Linked DNA regions of Homo sapiens: region 2 is linked to region 1. The links are chromatin loops, found by intact Hi-C in ENCODE. Cell type or tissue: Calu3. All regions are shown on one strand. Each heading gives the region's core, and the rest is flanking DNA. Links, peaks and the distances in the headings are about the cores only.

The links. Hi-C counts contacts between places; a loop is a spot of excess contacts. Peaks named below come from ENCODE experiments on the same cell type or tissue, not always from the same donor. Only the 100,000 strongest peaks of a DNase experiment are listed, where the experiment ranks them.
Region 2: it touches region 1 in a loop (4-fold over the local background); 26 of 110 quality-filtered maps call a loop at or near these places.

Annotation. Positions count from the first base shown.
Region 1 is chr17:4,482,047-4,488,181 of GRCh38, reverse strand. SPNS3 (SPNS lysolipid transporter 3, sphingosine-1-phosphate (putative)) reads right to left here. Exons shown (of 12, transcript NM_182538.5): 10 at 1,856-1,954; 11 at 1,599-1,770; 12 at 1-376. The coding sequence ends at 288. It overlaps LOC124903899 (a long non-coding RNA gene), which reads left to right and starts at 1,730. Exons shown (of 2, transcript XR_007065583.1): 1 at 1,730-2,058; 2 at 5,593-6,135. RefSeq lists an enhancer at 1,660-1,739. In Calu3, for the core only: no CTCF peak of the experiment used is centred there; DNase peaks (open chromatin) are centred at 4,491, 5,011 and 5,371.
Region 2 is chr17:4,422,201-4,431,510 of GRCh38, reverse strand. No RefSeq gene overlaps it. Among named protein-coding and RNA genes, the nearest start is that of SPNS3, 7.1 kb to the left of the region's middle. In Calu3, for the core only: no CTCF peak of the experiment used is centred there; a DNase peak (open chromatin) is centred at 4,810.

The DNA of each region.
Region 1 (6,135 bases), core at 3,412-5,911:
TTGTACTGGCCTCTCTTTATTCAGGGCCCAGCAGCAGCCAGGCTGGAGACCCCAGGCTGGGGCAGCCTTGAGCGGGATGCAGGCACAGGCCCAGGCCTCCCACGCAGAGTGCTGACAGCTCCATTCCCAGCCCAGCCACAGGGTCCTGCCAGCTCTCCAGCCGGGAATTCAAAAGTGGCAGATGTGCCTCAGCCGGAGTCCCCGAGGACAGCCAAAGAGGAACCGAGGCACTGCTGCTGTGGGGACCAACGGGAGGCTTGCAGGCAGGACGAGTGTAGGCAGGGACCTCAGGGCTCCTCTGTAGAGGCGCCAGCGCCCGAAAGTAGGCCTTGTCTCTCCAGGTCGTTGCTGTCCACATCATTGCTGTCTGGGGTCCCTGCAGGAGGAAAGATGCTCAGCCTGCCCGAAGGTTGCAGAAGGTGCTTTGGGACCAGGCCTGGGCCTGGGCACGGGCTGTCAGGAAATCCTCTCTGTCCCAAATGCAGAATACATTCCAGATCCAACCCCTTGTCATCACCTTCAATGCCACTGGCGTGGTCTAGGCACCACTCTCCCCTGGAAGGGGAGTCGGCTATGCCTCTCGGCCTCAACACTGACCCTCCTACAGTCTGTTCTCAACACAGCAGCCAGGGAGATGCTTTGGCAACATCAATCAGACCACCTCGGTGCTCCTCTCCTGGAAGCCCCACAGCAGCTCCCGTCTCACTCTGAGCAAAAGCCACTGTCTTTACAAGGACTGCCTGCTCTGGCCCCGTATCCCTCACCCCTACCACTGTCCCTCTTGCTTCTGCTGCAGCCACACTGGCCTCCTTGCTGATCCTCAAACATATCAGGTGCATTCCCATGGCAGGGCCTTTGCATTGATTGTCCCCACTGCCGGAAGCGTCTTTCCCCAGGTCGCTGAACGGCTCACTCCCTCGTTTCCTCCAGATCTTTGCTCTAGTTTCGCCTGTGCAGTGGGGATCCTTGCAGCCTGCACCTACCTGTCCCTTTTTTTTTTTTTTTTTTTTTTTTGAGACAGTCTTGCTGTCGCCCAGGCTGGAGTGCAGTGGCGAGATCTCAGCTCACTATAGCCTCCGCCTCCCGGGTTCAAGTGATTCTCCTGCCTCAGCCTCCTGAGTAGCTGGGACTACAGGTGTGTGCCACCGCACCTGGCTAATTTTTATATTTTTAGTAGAGACAGGGCTTCACCATGTTGCCCAGGCTGGTCTTGAACTCCTAACCTTGTAATCCGCCCGCCTTGGCCTCCCCAAGTACTGGGATTACAGGTGTGAGCCACCGCGCCCGGCCCCTTTCTCCTTCCTTTCCTGCTTTATACCTCTCCATAGCACTCGTCACCCTGAACATGCTATATCTTTAACCTTTTCTGTTTCTGGTCTGTCTTCACCAACTACAGTGTCAGTTTCTACAGGGGCCTGGACTTGGCCTCATTCTTTCACTCCCCAGCATCTGCAACCTTCCCTGGTACATAGCAGGGGTGTACTAAGCATTTCTGGATGAATGAACAAACAAACTGGCCAGGGATTCAGGGGGTGGCCAGTGCTGTCTGTCCCTAGGGTGCCGGCCCTGAGCCGGGCCTGGTGCAATGGGTAGGGTACCTGTGACAGGCTGCCAGGCCCGGGTCTCGTCTCTCTCCAGGTACAGCGCAGTCAGCAGGAAGCAGCCGCCCCCCAGGGCGATGACAAAGGCGCAGCACAGGAAGCTCTGCTGCAGGCTGCGGAAGCGCTGCAGATAGGAGTCAGGGCGCCTGGCCCGCAGGACACTAGAGATCTGCGGAGGAGAAGGGATGAGTCTGCCAGGCCCACCAGCCTGGCCCCCAGACCCTCCCCACCCCACACACGCAGACACGTCTTACAAGTCCTGTGAGATAGGGGCTGCCAGCGTCTCCCAGGATGTGGCCCACCGTGATCTGAAGTGCCTCTGCCGTCCCCCGGCATCTGGGCACCACCACAGACTGCAAAACATAGGCACAGCAGGGGGGCACCCCAAGTGAGGGCACCCTTGCCTGCTGTTCCCCACCTGCCAAGGACCTGCCTGGAGGAGTGACAGGCCATTCAGGTGAGTGGGATGGGAGGGAGTCGACGGTCCCCAAGGTCTAAAGTCCCACCCCAGAACATCAAGACATCAAGCCCATCTGAAGCTTCCCCAGTGCCCCAGGATGGGGGTGCCAAGGCCCCTGATCAGGGCCACCCCTCTTGAGAGTTTGCTCTTGAACTGGGAAGGAACCAGGCATGCATGTGACCACAGTGAATGAGGCTGGGGTGTCCCAGCTCAGGGGCCCAGGATGCAGCAGCACAAGCGGGCAGGGCGAAGAGCGGGTGCATGCCAGGTGTCTGCATGTGCAGGCAATTGGGCAGGGGTGGTACGGAGGGCTCAGTCCTCTCAGGAACCTCAAGGCCCCTGGGGCAGAGACCAAAGGCGGCCTTGCTGGAGAAGCCCGCACGACTCCACGGACAAGGCTGAGAACATAAAGAAGATGAACTCTGGGCCAGGCGCGGTGGCTCACGTCTGTAATCCCAGCACTTTGGGAGGCCAAGGCGGGTGGATCACCCGAGGTCAGGAGGTCAAGACCAGCCTGGCAACATGGTGAAACCCTGTCTCTACTAAAAATACAAAAACTAGCCGGCGTGGTGGCACATGCCTGTAATCCCAGCTACTCGGGAGGTTGAGGCAGGAGAATTGCTTGAACACGGGAGGCGGAGGTTGCAGTGAGCTGAGATCGTACCACTGCAATCCAACCTGGGCAACAAGAGCAAAATCCCATCTCAAAAAAAAAAAAAATAAAAAAAATAAAGAACTCTGGTGTCACACACTCAGGTTCCGATCCAGATCCCCACTCGCTAGCTGTGTGACTTTGAGCAAACTGTTTCACCTTTCTTCCCTCAGTCTCTCCATCCCCAAGTGGGGGTAATAATGGTACTGATCTTGAGAGTTTTATTCATTATCGTTATTCGTCTGCTACCTGGAGGCTTCGTGTGGACATCAGACCAAAATAACGCTCTGAGACAGGATGCTCCAGGCCCTTGAACTCAGCTGCGCCTTCTGCCTGGCGTGCCTTCCACTCTCTGGTCCAGCTGGAGCATCTATATTTGTCATTTAGGACTTACGTTTCGGTCATCTCCTCTGTGAAGCCCTCTCAGAGTTCAGGTACCTGCCCTGAGCTCCCGCAACTCCTATGCACACCCCTAATTAACGCATGTCTCCCAGAACTGGGAGGGGCCCTTTCTCTGTCCACCACCCCTTATTCCCTATGTTGTGTGGGCAACAAAGACCCTTAATTTCTCTTGGGGTCCCTGCAAGACACCAGGCACAGAGGGGACTAGCTGAAAGTTTGCCAACCAAATAACTCAAGTAGGTCCATCTGGGAGACTATTCCCAGGAGAAAGTCTGCCAGAACCCAGGGCTACAGCAGGGGATGGAAGGAGGGAGGGGGAGGGGACTCAAGCAGAGACCACATGGTCACATGAACCCAACTGGACAGCCACAGGGGCGCTTACACCCTGGAGCCGTATCCCCAAGACCTAGGTGTCCATGATCTGAGGCCTTGAGTTAATCAATATTAGCTGGGCACAGTGGCTCACACCTGTAATCCCAGCACTTTGGGAGACTGAGGCAGGTGGATCACTTGAGGTCAGGAGTTCAAGACCAGCCTGGCCAACATGGCGAAATCCCATCTCTACTAAAAATACAAAAATTAGCTGGGTGTGGTGGCGCGTGCCTATAATCCCAGCTACTCAGGAGGCTGAGGCAGGAGAATCGCTTGAACCCGGGAGGTGGAGGTTCTAGTGAGCCGAGGTGGCACCACTATACTCCAGCCTGAGTGAAAGAGCAAGATCCTGTCTCAAAAAATAATAATAAAATAATAATAATTGCCAACATTTATTGAATGCTTGCTGTATACATTTTATATATCAACTTGAACAACCCATGAGAGGGAGATGATGATCACCTGCATTTTTACAGATGAGGAAAACCTCCACAGGGAGGGCAAGTGACTTGCCCAACATCACCCAGCCTGAAATAACAGGGCTGAGAGAGGATTGCAGGCCTTCTCCCTCTAGGATCTGGCCTTTTGACCACTCTGCTGTGATGGGCAAGGAGGAGCCGGTGTTTCTAGCAATATTTATGCATTTGTAATAGAACATTCAGAAATCTGAGAAAGATGAGGAGGACAAGTTCATCACTAGCCCTGTAAACGGATGGCAGAGTAACTGGCAAAGAGACGGGGAAAGGCATTCCAGGCAGGGGACAGTGTAAGCGACGGTGTGGAGGGAGGATCCCAGGGACACGATCTCTGGATTCCAGAATCCCAGGGGACAGATGCAGGGGGTTTGGTGGTGGGCAGGGCAGAGTGGCAGGAGGCACTGTAGTGACTCGCTGGTCCCAGGGTCACTGGGACTGAGCCACCATGTACAGGTGGCAAGAGAAACCGGGCCTCTTGCCATCACCAGGATCTGTCAACAGGCCTGAGAAGGAACTGACCAACAGCTTTGCACCTTCCCCAAGGACTTCCTTCTCACCCCATAATTATGTGATTACTCACTGGTGGCTCTGGGAAGGCAGGTGAGGCTTCCTGGAGGGAGGAACCTGAATGTTCAGAAAGGTCCACATGGAGGCTGGGGCTGCTGGGACCCCCACAGTTAGGTCCAGGTAGGCTGGCCCCTTCCTCCTCTCCCAGGAACCCCAACCTGCTGGGCCCAGCTCAGTCACTGCTGCCAGTGGCGAGAGAGGTGGGTCTCCCCCAGCCTGTTCCAAGTCCTCATTGTCTCCGTGCAGCCAGCAGCCAAGGCTGGGCCCACAGAAGCTGGAGAGCCCAGGGGGTAATTTCAGAAATAAGAGGCTTTGGGTTCCCAAAAATCCAGGCTCACTCTATTCTGAGACAAAAACACCTCTGTTTCTGGCTCTCCCTTCTTAGAAGGGCCGTTCCCTTTATAGCCGAGGGCGAAACCAGGGCCACCCAAGGGCTTGCAGCAAGTCGGAGCAGCAGCCACCAGGCAGCCTGCCTCCTGCACCCCCACCCAGGCCTCGCCCCCAGACGCCCCTGAGAGGGTGAGACAGGCCAGTGAGCAGACAGCTACCTGGGGGGCAGAGGCTGAGCAGGGAAGCATGGAGACCTGGGGCAGGGGGAGAACGCAGAGGTGACAACTCTCCGGGGAACTGTGGGGACGTCTGCTGAGGGGTGGGAGATGAGCCTGTGGCTGGATTCCAGGACCCCAGAGGACAGGGCTGAGAAAGAGGGAATGAGCTCCCCTTCTGCTCTAGCCCCCCAACTGGTTGGGATCCAGAGATCGTGCCCCTGGGATCCTCCCTCCACACCTTTGCTTACACTGTCCCCTGCCTGGAGGGGGATTGGGGTGAGCTGGCTCTGGGCCATCCTGAGTGGGGCGGGGACAGACAGCAGGGCTGGGAGGGAGCTGAAGACCTCATGACTAGGTTTCGGGAGGCAGGGAGCTCTGCCTGGGGAGATGCGGGTTCAGGGGACACGATCTCAGTCTCCAGGGAGCAGGGCCCCTCTATGGCCCAGCGGGGCCAAGGGGAGGCTGGCAGAGGTGGGTCTTGGCTGTGACTGAACCAAATCATTTTCATCAACAGAAACCCCCCGAGAGGCAGGGGCTGCCCGAGGTATGCAGAACGAGCTCCCCATTGGAGGCGTATGTCAACAAGGGGATGGCTAGAATTTGGCAAAGCATTTATGGACTGGGGAGCTTGCGGCGTGAGACCAGTGTTCTCAAAGCGTGCTCTACGGAATGCTACGGCAGGATCACTTGGGAAGTTCATCAGAAATGCAGGTCCCTGGACCCCAGCACGGACCCACTGAATCAGACTCAGAGGACACAGGGCCTGGAATCTGGGTTTGTCACAAGCTCCCTCAAATCTGACTCTCATGCACAATGACGTCTCCAAGCCACCGGACCGGAGAGCCCCTGAGGTCCCTTCTCCAGAGATAACCTGGATTCTCCCCATTGTGGAGATGGCATCAAAGAGAACAGTGTCCTGGACAGGCGCAGTGGCTCACACCTATAATCCCAGCATTCTGGGAGGCCAAGGGGGGCGGATCATGAGGTCAAGAGATCGAGACCATCCTGGCCAACATGGTGAACCCCGTCTCTACTAAAAATACAAAAATTAGCTGGG
Region 2 (9,310 bases), core at 3,527-6,026, 57 kb after region 1:
TAAAGAAAAAAAACATCAGGGGGACAAAAATGGGCCAAGGAGTTGAACAGACATTTCTCTGAAGATATACAGGTGACCGACAAGCACATAAAAAGATGTTCAGGCTGGGCACAGTAGCTCACGCCTGCAATCCCAGCACTTTAGGAGGCTCAGGTGGGTGGATCACAAGGTTGGGAGTTCGAGACCAGCCTGGCCAACATAGTGAAACTCCATATCTACTAAAAATACAAAAATTAGCTGGGCGTGGTGGCATGTGTCTGTAATCCCAGCTATTTAGGAGGCTGAGGCAGGAGAACTGCTTGAACCCGGGTGGCAGAGGTTGCGGTGAGCTGAGATCACACCACTGCACTCTAGCCTGGGTGACAGAGCGAGACTTCATCTCGGGGGAAAAAAAAAAAAAGAAAGAAAAATGTTCAACATCACAAGTCATTAGGAAAATGGCAGATTGAAGCCACCATAAGATATCAGTTCGTACCCACTAAGACGGCTATAATTTTAAAAAGAGAGAGAGAGGAAATAACAAATGTTGGTGGAGAGATTGAAAGCCTCATGCATTGCTGGGAATGTGGAGTAAGGCAGCCGCAGTGGAACAAAGTTTGGCAGTTCCTCCAAAGGTTAAACATAAAATTACCATATGGCCCTGCAATTCCAATCCTAGGTATATATCCAAAAGAACTGAAAACAGGCCAGGTACAGTGGCTCACACCTGTAATCCCAGCACTTTGGGAGGCCGAGGCAGGTGGATCACGATGTCAGGAGTTCAAGACCAGCCTGGCGAAGACAGTGAAACCCTGTCTCTACTAAAACTACAAAAAAATTATCCAGGCACGGTGGCAGGCGCCTGTAATCCCAGCTACTCGGGAGGCTGAGGCAGGAGAATCACTTGAACCCAGGTGGCAGAGATTGCAGTGAGCCTACATTGCACCACTGCACTCCAGCCCGGGTGACAGAGTAAGACTCTGTCTCAAAAAAAAAAAAAAAAAAAAAAAGAATTGAAAACAAAGACTATTTTGAGCCTCTAATCTCAGCACTTTGGGAGGCCAAGGCAGACGGATCGCTTGAGGTCAAGAGTTCAAGGCTGGGCGCGGTGGCTCACACCTGTAATCCCAGCACTTTGGGAGGCTGAGGCAGGTAGATCACAAGGTCAGGAGATCGAGACCATCCTGGCTAACACGGTGAAACCCTACCTCTATTAAAAATACAAAAAGTTAGCTGCGCATGGTGGCGGGCGCCTGTAGTCCCAGCTGCTCAGGAGGCTGAGGCATGAGAATGGCATGAACCCAGGAGGCGGAGCTTACAGTGAGCCAAGATCACGCCACTGCACTCCAGCCTGGGCGACAGGGTGAGATTCCATCTCAAAAAAAAAAAAAAAAGAGTTTGAAATCAACCTGACCAACATGGTGAAACCCCGTCTTTACTAAAAAATCCAAAAAATTTAGCTGGGCATAGTGGCACACACCTGTAGTCCCAGCTACTCGGGAGGCTGAGGCATGACAATTGTTTGAACCCTGGAGGGAGAGGTTGCAATGAGCCAAGATGGGACCACTGTACTCTAGCTGGGGCAACAGAGCAACTTTGTCACTCTGTCTCAAAAAAAGAAAAAAAAAAAAGAAAAGAAAAGAAAACAAAGACTCAAACAAATACTTGTACATAAATGTTCATGGCAGCACTGTTCATAACAGCCAAAAGGTGGAAACAGCTTAAACGCCCATCTGATAAATGGGTCAAGAAAATGTGGCATAATCATACAATGGAATAGTATCCAGTCATAAAGAGGAAGGAAGTACTGATTCATGCTACAACACGGATAGACCTTAAAAACATTATGCTGGCTGGTCACAGTGGCTCACGCCTGTAATCCCAGCACTTTGGGAGCCCGAGGCAGACAGATCACCTGAGGTCAAGAGTTTGAGACCAGGCTGATCAACAAGGTGAGACTCCATCTCTACTAAAAATACAAAAATAATCCGGGTGTGGTGGCACCGCACTTGTAATCCCAGCTACTCAGAAGGCTGAGGCAGGACAATGGCTTGAACCTAGGAGGTGGAGGTTGCAGTGAGCCGAGATTGTGCCACTGCACTCCAGCCTGGGCGACAGAGTGAGACTCCGTCTCGGAAAAAAAAAAAAAGAAAACATTATGCTAAGTGAAAGACACCAGACACAAAAGGCCACATATTGTATGATTCCATTTATAGAAAATATCCTGCACAGGTATAGTCACAGAAACAGAAAGTAAATGGTTCCTAGAGGCTAAGAGGAGAGGAAAATGCTTAATGGGAAGACAGTCCCCTTGGAGAGTGATGAAAATGTTTCAAAACTAGATAGAGGAGATGGTGTCACAACACTCTGAATCCACTCAATGCCACTGAATTATATCCTTTAAAATGGTTACAATTTTAAGTAATGTAATTACCTCAATTTTTAAAAAACATTAAAGAAGCCGGGCTTGATGGCTCGTGCCTATAGTTTCAGCTACTTGAGAGGCTGAAGTAAGAGGATTGCTTGAGCCCAGGAGTTTGAGAACAACCTGGGCAACACAGCAAGATCCTATTTCTTTAAAAAAAAGTTAAAGCAAACAAACAAAAAAGTAGGAGCTTTACAGTCTGACCGGCCTGGATTCAAAATCAAATTTTGCTACTTTCTAGTTGTGTGCCTCAGGCAAGTCTCTAACCTCTCTGAGCCTCCGAGTTCTCATTTGTTTTCTTGTTTAGAGACAGAGTCGCCCCAGGCTGGAGAGCAACTGTGCAATCTCAGCTCACTGCAACCTCCGCCTCCTGGGTTCAAGCCATTCTCCTGCCTCAGCCTCCCGAATAGCTCGGACTACTGGCACACACTGCCATGCCCAGATAATTTTTTGTATTTTTAGTAGAGACAGGCTTTCGCCTTGCTGACCAGGCTGGTCTAGAATTCTTGACTTCAGGTGATCCGCCTGCCTTGGCCTCCCAAAGCGCTGAGATTACAGGCATGAGCCACCATGCGTGGATAATTTTTTGTATTTTTAGTAGAGACAGGATTTCGTCATGCTGACTGGGCTGGTCTCGAATTCCTGAGTTCAGGTGTTCTGCCTGCCTCGCCCTCCCAAAGTGCCGGGATTACAGGCGTGAGCCACCACGCCTGGATAATTTTTTGTATTTTTAGTAGAGACAGGCTTTCGCCATACTGACTAGGCTGGTCTCGAACTCCTGACTTCAGGTGATCTGCCTGCTTCGGCCTCCCAAAGTGCTGGGATTAAGGCACGAGCCACTGCGCCCAACCAGTGTTCTCATTTGTGATAGAGAATAATAAGATGGGTTGGGCGTTGTGGCTCATGCCTGTAATCCCAGCACTTTGGGAGGCCAAGGCAGGCAGATCACCTGAGGTCAGGAGTTTGAAACCAGTCTGGCCAACATGGTGAAACCCCGTCTCTACTAAAAATATAAAAACTTAGCCGGGCGTGGTGGTGCATGCCTGTAATCCCAGCTACTCGGGAGGCTGAGGCAGGAGAATCACTTGAACCCAGGAGGTAGAGGTTGCAGTGAGCCGAGATTGCGCCATGGTACTCCAGCCTCGGCAACAAGAGCAAGACTCAGTAAGTCTTAAAAAGAGAATAATATGACGATGTTTCAGGGGTTAATTGTGAGGATGAACTAATATAGATACACATACTGTTTCCAACATAGAGCTTGTCATGTGACAAACAGAGTGTAGAGTATTGTTATTGTGGTGGTGACGATGATGACGAGGTCCTTGGCATCCACTGCCTGGTTCAGCCGCATACCGTCTCGGTGACCACCCACATGGGGTCTACAGTTGGTGAATGAAGGGGAAGTTCAAGATCATCCATGCGCACGTGCAGGCGGTCTCGCATCCTGCTTCAGAACCTGTACTCCGCAGCTAGACTCACTGCTCACTGGCCATAGGATCTCAGGCAGATCACTCAACCTCTCTCCATCTCAATTTTCTCACCTACAAAATGGGGATGGCCAGGCACAGTGGCTCGTGAATGTCATCCCATTACTTTGGGAGGCCAGGACAGGCAGATCGCTTGAGTTCAGAGTTGGAGATCAGCCTGGGCAACACGGCGAAACCCCGTCTCTACTAAAAATGTAAAAATTAAGGCCGGGCGCGGTGGCTCACGCCTGTAATCCCAGCACTTTGGGAGGCTGAGGCGGGTGGATCACCTGAGGTCAGAAGTTCGAGACCAGCCTGACCAACATGGTGAAACCCCGTCTCTACTAAAAAAAAAAATTTTTAATACAAATACAGATACAAAAATTAGCCAAGGATGGTGGTGCATGCCTGTAATCCCAGGATCACCTGAGCCCAGGAGATCAAGACTGCAGTGAGCCGTGATCGCACCACTGCACTCCCACCTGGGCGACAGAGTAAGACTCTTGTCTTGAAAATAAATAAATATAAAACAAATAAAATGGGGATAAAAATAGTACACACCTCATGGGACTGTTGTGGCTTGAATACGATGATGTTTGAAAAGTGCCTAGAACTATGCTTGGTATGGAGGAAGTATTGTGAGTGTTAAATATAATGGGGTTTTCCCCAGCACATGTAGATGAAACTTTGTTCTCAGCCCCTGCCCTCAGAGCCAAAGAGTAGTGGGCAGAGCTACATCCACAAGTGTGAGTGCATGAGGAGAAGGTGGGCACACGAGCACCCACACCCCCACTCACACACACTCATGCAAACCACACAGCAGTGGGGACCTTGGCAGCCCCCACCTAGCAGCTGCTGCCCCAAACAGGACCTTTCCAGGGTCCAGCCCTCACCTTTACCCAACAAGAAAGAGACGCTGTGGTGGTTTTCAGAGCCAGTCAGGGACTAGGGAGGGGTTCTTGAGGCCAGAACTCCCAGGAGTTGGGCAAGTCAGGGAGGCTAGGTGTTAGCCAGGAGAGCAGCATTAGAATATATCCAACTGGCCAGGTGCGGTGGCTCACACCTCTAAAACCAGCTACTGGGGAGGCTGAGGTGGGAGGATGGCTTGAGGCCAGGAGTTCGACGCTGCAGTGAGCTACGATCGTGCCATTGCACTCCAGACCGGGCGACAGAGCAAAACCCTGTCTCCAAAAAAAAAAAAAAAAAAAGAAGACATCATGCTGAGTGAAATTACCCAGATGCAAAAGATAAATATTGATTGTATGATTCTACTTATATGAGATTTATAGAATAAGTGAATTTTTTAATTAATTATTAATTTTAATTTTATTTTATTTATTTGTTTCTTTTTGAGACGGAGTCTCACTCTGTCACCCAGGCTGGAGTGTAGTGGAACGATCTCAGCTCACTGCAACCTCCACCTCCTGGGTTCAAGCGATTCTCCTGCCTCAGCCTCCCGAGTAGCTGGGATTACAGGCACGTGCCCCCCACGCCCAGCTAATTTTTGCATTTTTAGTAGAGATGGGATTTTGCCATGTTGGCCAGGCTGGTCTCGAACTTCTGACCTCAGGTGATCTTCCTGCCTTGGCCTCCCAAAGTGCTGGGATTACAAGCCTGAGCCACCGCGCCCGGCCATTTATTTATTTTATTCATTCATTTATTTATTTATTTATGAATGACAAGGTCTGGCTCTGTCACCCAGGCTGGAGTACAGTGGCACAATCTCAGCTCATTGCAATTTCCTTCTCCCAGGTTCAATCCATCCTCCCACCTCTGCCTCCCGAGTAGCTGGGACTACAGGCACACGCCACCATGCTGGCTAATTTTTTGCATTTTTTGTAGAGACAGGGTTTTGCCACGTTGCCAAGGCTGGTCTCAAACTCGTGAGCTCAAGCAATCTGCCCACCTCAGGCCTTTCAAGGTACTGGGATTACAGATGAGAGCCACGGCGCCTGGACTAGAATATGTGAATTTACAGAGACCAAAAGTAGAATAGAGGTTAGGAGGGACTGAATGGGGGCGAGTGAGAAATGGGGTCATTGCTTAATGGGCACAGAGTTTCAGTTGGGGATGATGAAAAAGTTTCACAGATGGAGGGTGGTAATGGTTGCACAACGTGAGTGCATTTAGTACCTCTGAGCTTTACACTTAAAAATGGTTAAATTGAGGCCAGGCGCAGGGGCTCGCACCTGTAATCCCAGCACTTTGGGAGGCTGAGGCAGGCGGATCACCCGAGGTCAGGAGTTCAAGACTGGCCTGACCAAAATGGTGAAGCCCCGTGTCTACTAAAAATACAAAAATTAGCCGGGCGCGGTGGCTCACGCCTGTAATCCCAGCACTTTGGGAGGCTGAGGTGGGCGGATTACGAGGTCAGGAGATCGAGACCATCCTGGCTGACATGGTGAAACCCCGTCTCTACTAAAAATACAAAAACAAAATTAGCCAGGCATGGTGGCAGGCGCCTGTAGTCCCAGCCACTCGGGAGGCTGAGGCAGGAGAATGGCGTGAACCCGGGAGGCACAGCTTGCAGTAAGCTGAGATTATGTCACTGCACTCCAGCCTGGGTGACAGAGCAAGACTCTGTCAAAAAAAATACAAAATACAAAAATTAGTTGGGCGTGGTGGCACATGCCTGTAGTCCCAGCTACTTGGGAAGCTGAGGCAGGAGAATCGCTTGAACTCGGCAGGCAGAGATTGCAGTGAGCCGAGATCGCGTCACTGCACCCCAGTCAGGGCGACAGAGCAAGACTCTGTTTCAAAAAAAAAAAAAAGGCTAAATTGTAAATTCTATATTATTTTACCACAATTAAAAAAAAAGTAAATGGGGTTATTGTAATATCAGAACAGTGACAACATTCTAGATTCCCAGCTTCAGAGGCTGGTTAAATAAATTATGGTACCTCCAGGCCAGGCGCCGTGGCTCATGCCTGTAATCCCAGCACCTTGGGAGGCCGAAGCAAGCGGATCACCTGAAGTCAGGAGTTCGAGACCATCCTGGCCAACATAGAGAAACCCCGTCTCTACTAAAAATACAAAATTAGCCGGGCGTGGTGGCACATGCCTGTAATCCCAGTTATTTGGGAGGTTGAGGCAGGAGAATCGCTTGAACCCTGGAGGCGGAGGTTGCAGTGAGCTGAGATCCTGCCATTGCACTCCAGCCTGGGCAACAAGAGCGAAACTCCATCTCAAAAAAAAAAAAATTAAATTAATAAATAAATCATGGTACCTCCCTACAATGGGGCACCAGACAGCCCTGTACATGATGTTAGTCTATGTTGATCTGAAAGACGTTCAGAATTTGATGGTGAAAAATAAACAAGAGCCTACAAAATCCATGTCCAGGATAATTCCATTCAGATAAAAATAATAAAACACATCAAAGACAAACTTGTGAACTGGCCAGTCATAGCTTATTTGGCTGCTTTTTCTCGTGAATTCTGATACAGAAGCTTATTGGGGGCCAGGCGTGGTGGCTCACACCTGTAATCCCAGCACTTTGGGAGGCCAGGGCGGGCAGATCACCTGAGGTCAGGAGATAGAGACCAGCCTGGCCAACATGGTGAAACCCCGTCTCTACTAAAAATACAAAAAAATTAGCCGGGCATGGTGGTGGTGCCTGTAATCCCAGCTACTTGGGTGACTGAGGCAGGAGAATCCCTTGAACCCAGTAGGCAGAGGTTGCAGTGAGCCAAGATCGCACCACTGCACTCCAGCCTGGGCAACAAGAGCAAAACTCCATCTCAAAAAAAAAAAAAAAAAGCTCATTTGAGATGATTTTTAGTGGAGACCCTTCCAGAGTGGCTCCCATCAGAGTTTAAATTTATGTCCTTTTTTTAACAAAAGAAATGTCCAGCCTCACAGAATAGGAGGTGACAGGCTGGGCACAGTGGTTCACACCTGTAATTCCAACAGTTTGGGAGGCCAAGGTGAGAGGATTGTTTGAACCCAGGAGTTTGAGACCAGCCTGGGCAACAGGCCCCCATCGCTGCAAAAAAAAAAAAAAAAATTAGACAGGCATGGTGGTGGTGTGCCTGTAGTCCCAGCTACTCAGGAGGTTGAGGCAGGAGGATTGCAGGATTGCTTGAGCCAAGGAGGTTGAGGCTGTAGCGAGCTGTGATTGCATCACTGTACTCCAGCCTCAGTGACAGAGCAAGACCCTTAATCAAAAAAAAAAAAAAAAAGAAGGTCACAGGAAGTCACTCAGGAATCACTTTTTTTTTTTTTTGAAATGGAGTCTCCCTGTGTCACCCAGGCTGGAGTGCAGTGGTGCAGTCTCGGCTCATTGCAAGCTCCACCTCCCGGGTTCACGCCATTCTCCTGCCTCAGCCTCCTGAGTAGCTGGGACTACAGGCACCTGCCACCACACCCAGCTAATTTTTTGTATTTTTAGTAGAGACGGGGTTTCACTGTGTTAGCCAGGATGGTCTAGATCTCCTGACCTTGTAATCCACCCACCTCGGCCTCCCAAAGTGCTGGGATTATAGGCATGAGCCACCGAGCCCGGCCAGGAATCACTCTTCAGAAATCCCCAGGGAGTCATCTTTTATGTGATGAATCAATAAGGATGCTTTTGTCCGCAAGTAACAGCAGAAGTAACAGCAGCCAAACCAGGACATTCATTCGTTCTCTTGCACTGCAAATCAAGAAGTAGGCAGTTTCAGGGTTGATTAACTCAGTGGCTCCATGACATCATAAAAAACTCAGTGTTTTTCATCTTTCCCCCCTGAAATCTTTATAGTGTTGGCCTTTGATTACTTAATTAATTGCTATAAAACAAATCCCCCCAGAACTCATGGCTTTAAACAACAGTAGTCATTTATCTCTTGCATTTTTCAGTGGTCAGGAATTTGGGAGCAGCTGAGATGCAGGACTATGGCTCAGGGTCTCTTGTTGCCGTGAAGGGCTGCAGTCCCCTAAAGTCTTAACTGGGGCTGGGAGCTCTGTTTCCAAGGGGCCTCACTCACGTGGCAGGCAAGTTGGTGCTGCCTGTTGGCTCCTGTCTAGATGGGTCCCTCCACAGGACTGCTTGAGCATCCTCACGGTATGGTGGCTAGTTTCCTGCAGGGGGAACAATACATTAGGGACCAAGGCAGAAACTGCAACATCTTTTTTTTTTTTTTTTTTTTTTTTGAGACAGAGTCTTGCTCTGTCACCCAGGACGTAGTGCACTGGCACAATCTCCACTCGCTGCAACCTCCATCTCTTGGGTTCAAGCGATTCTCCCACCTCAGCCTCCTGAGTCACTGGGATTACAGGCGCATGCCACGACGCCCAGCTAGTTTTTGTATTTTTAGTAGAGACAGCGTTTTACCATGTTGGCCAGGCTGGTCTTGAACTCCTGACCTCAGGTGATCCAGCTGCCTCGGCCTCTCAAAGTGCTGGGATTACAGGCGTGAGCCACTGCGTCTGGCCTGCATCTTTCCTGACCTGGACTCCTAGG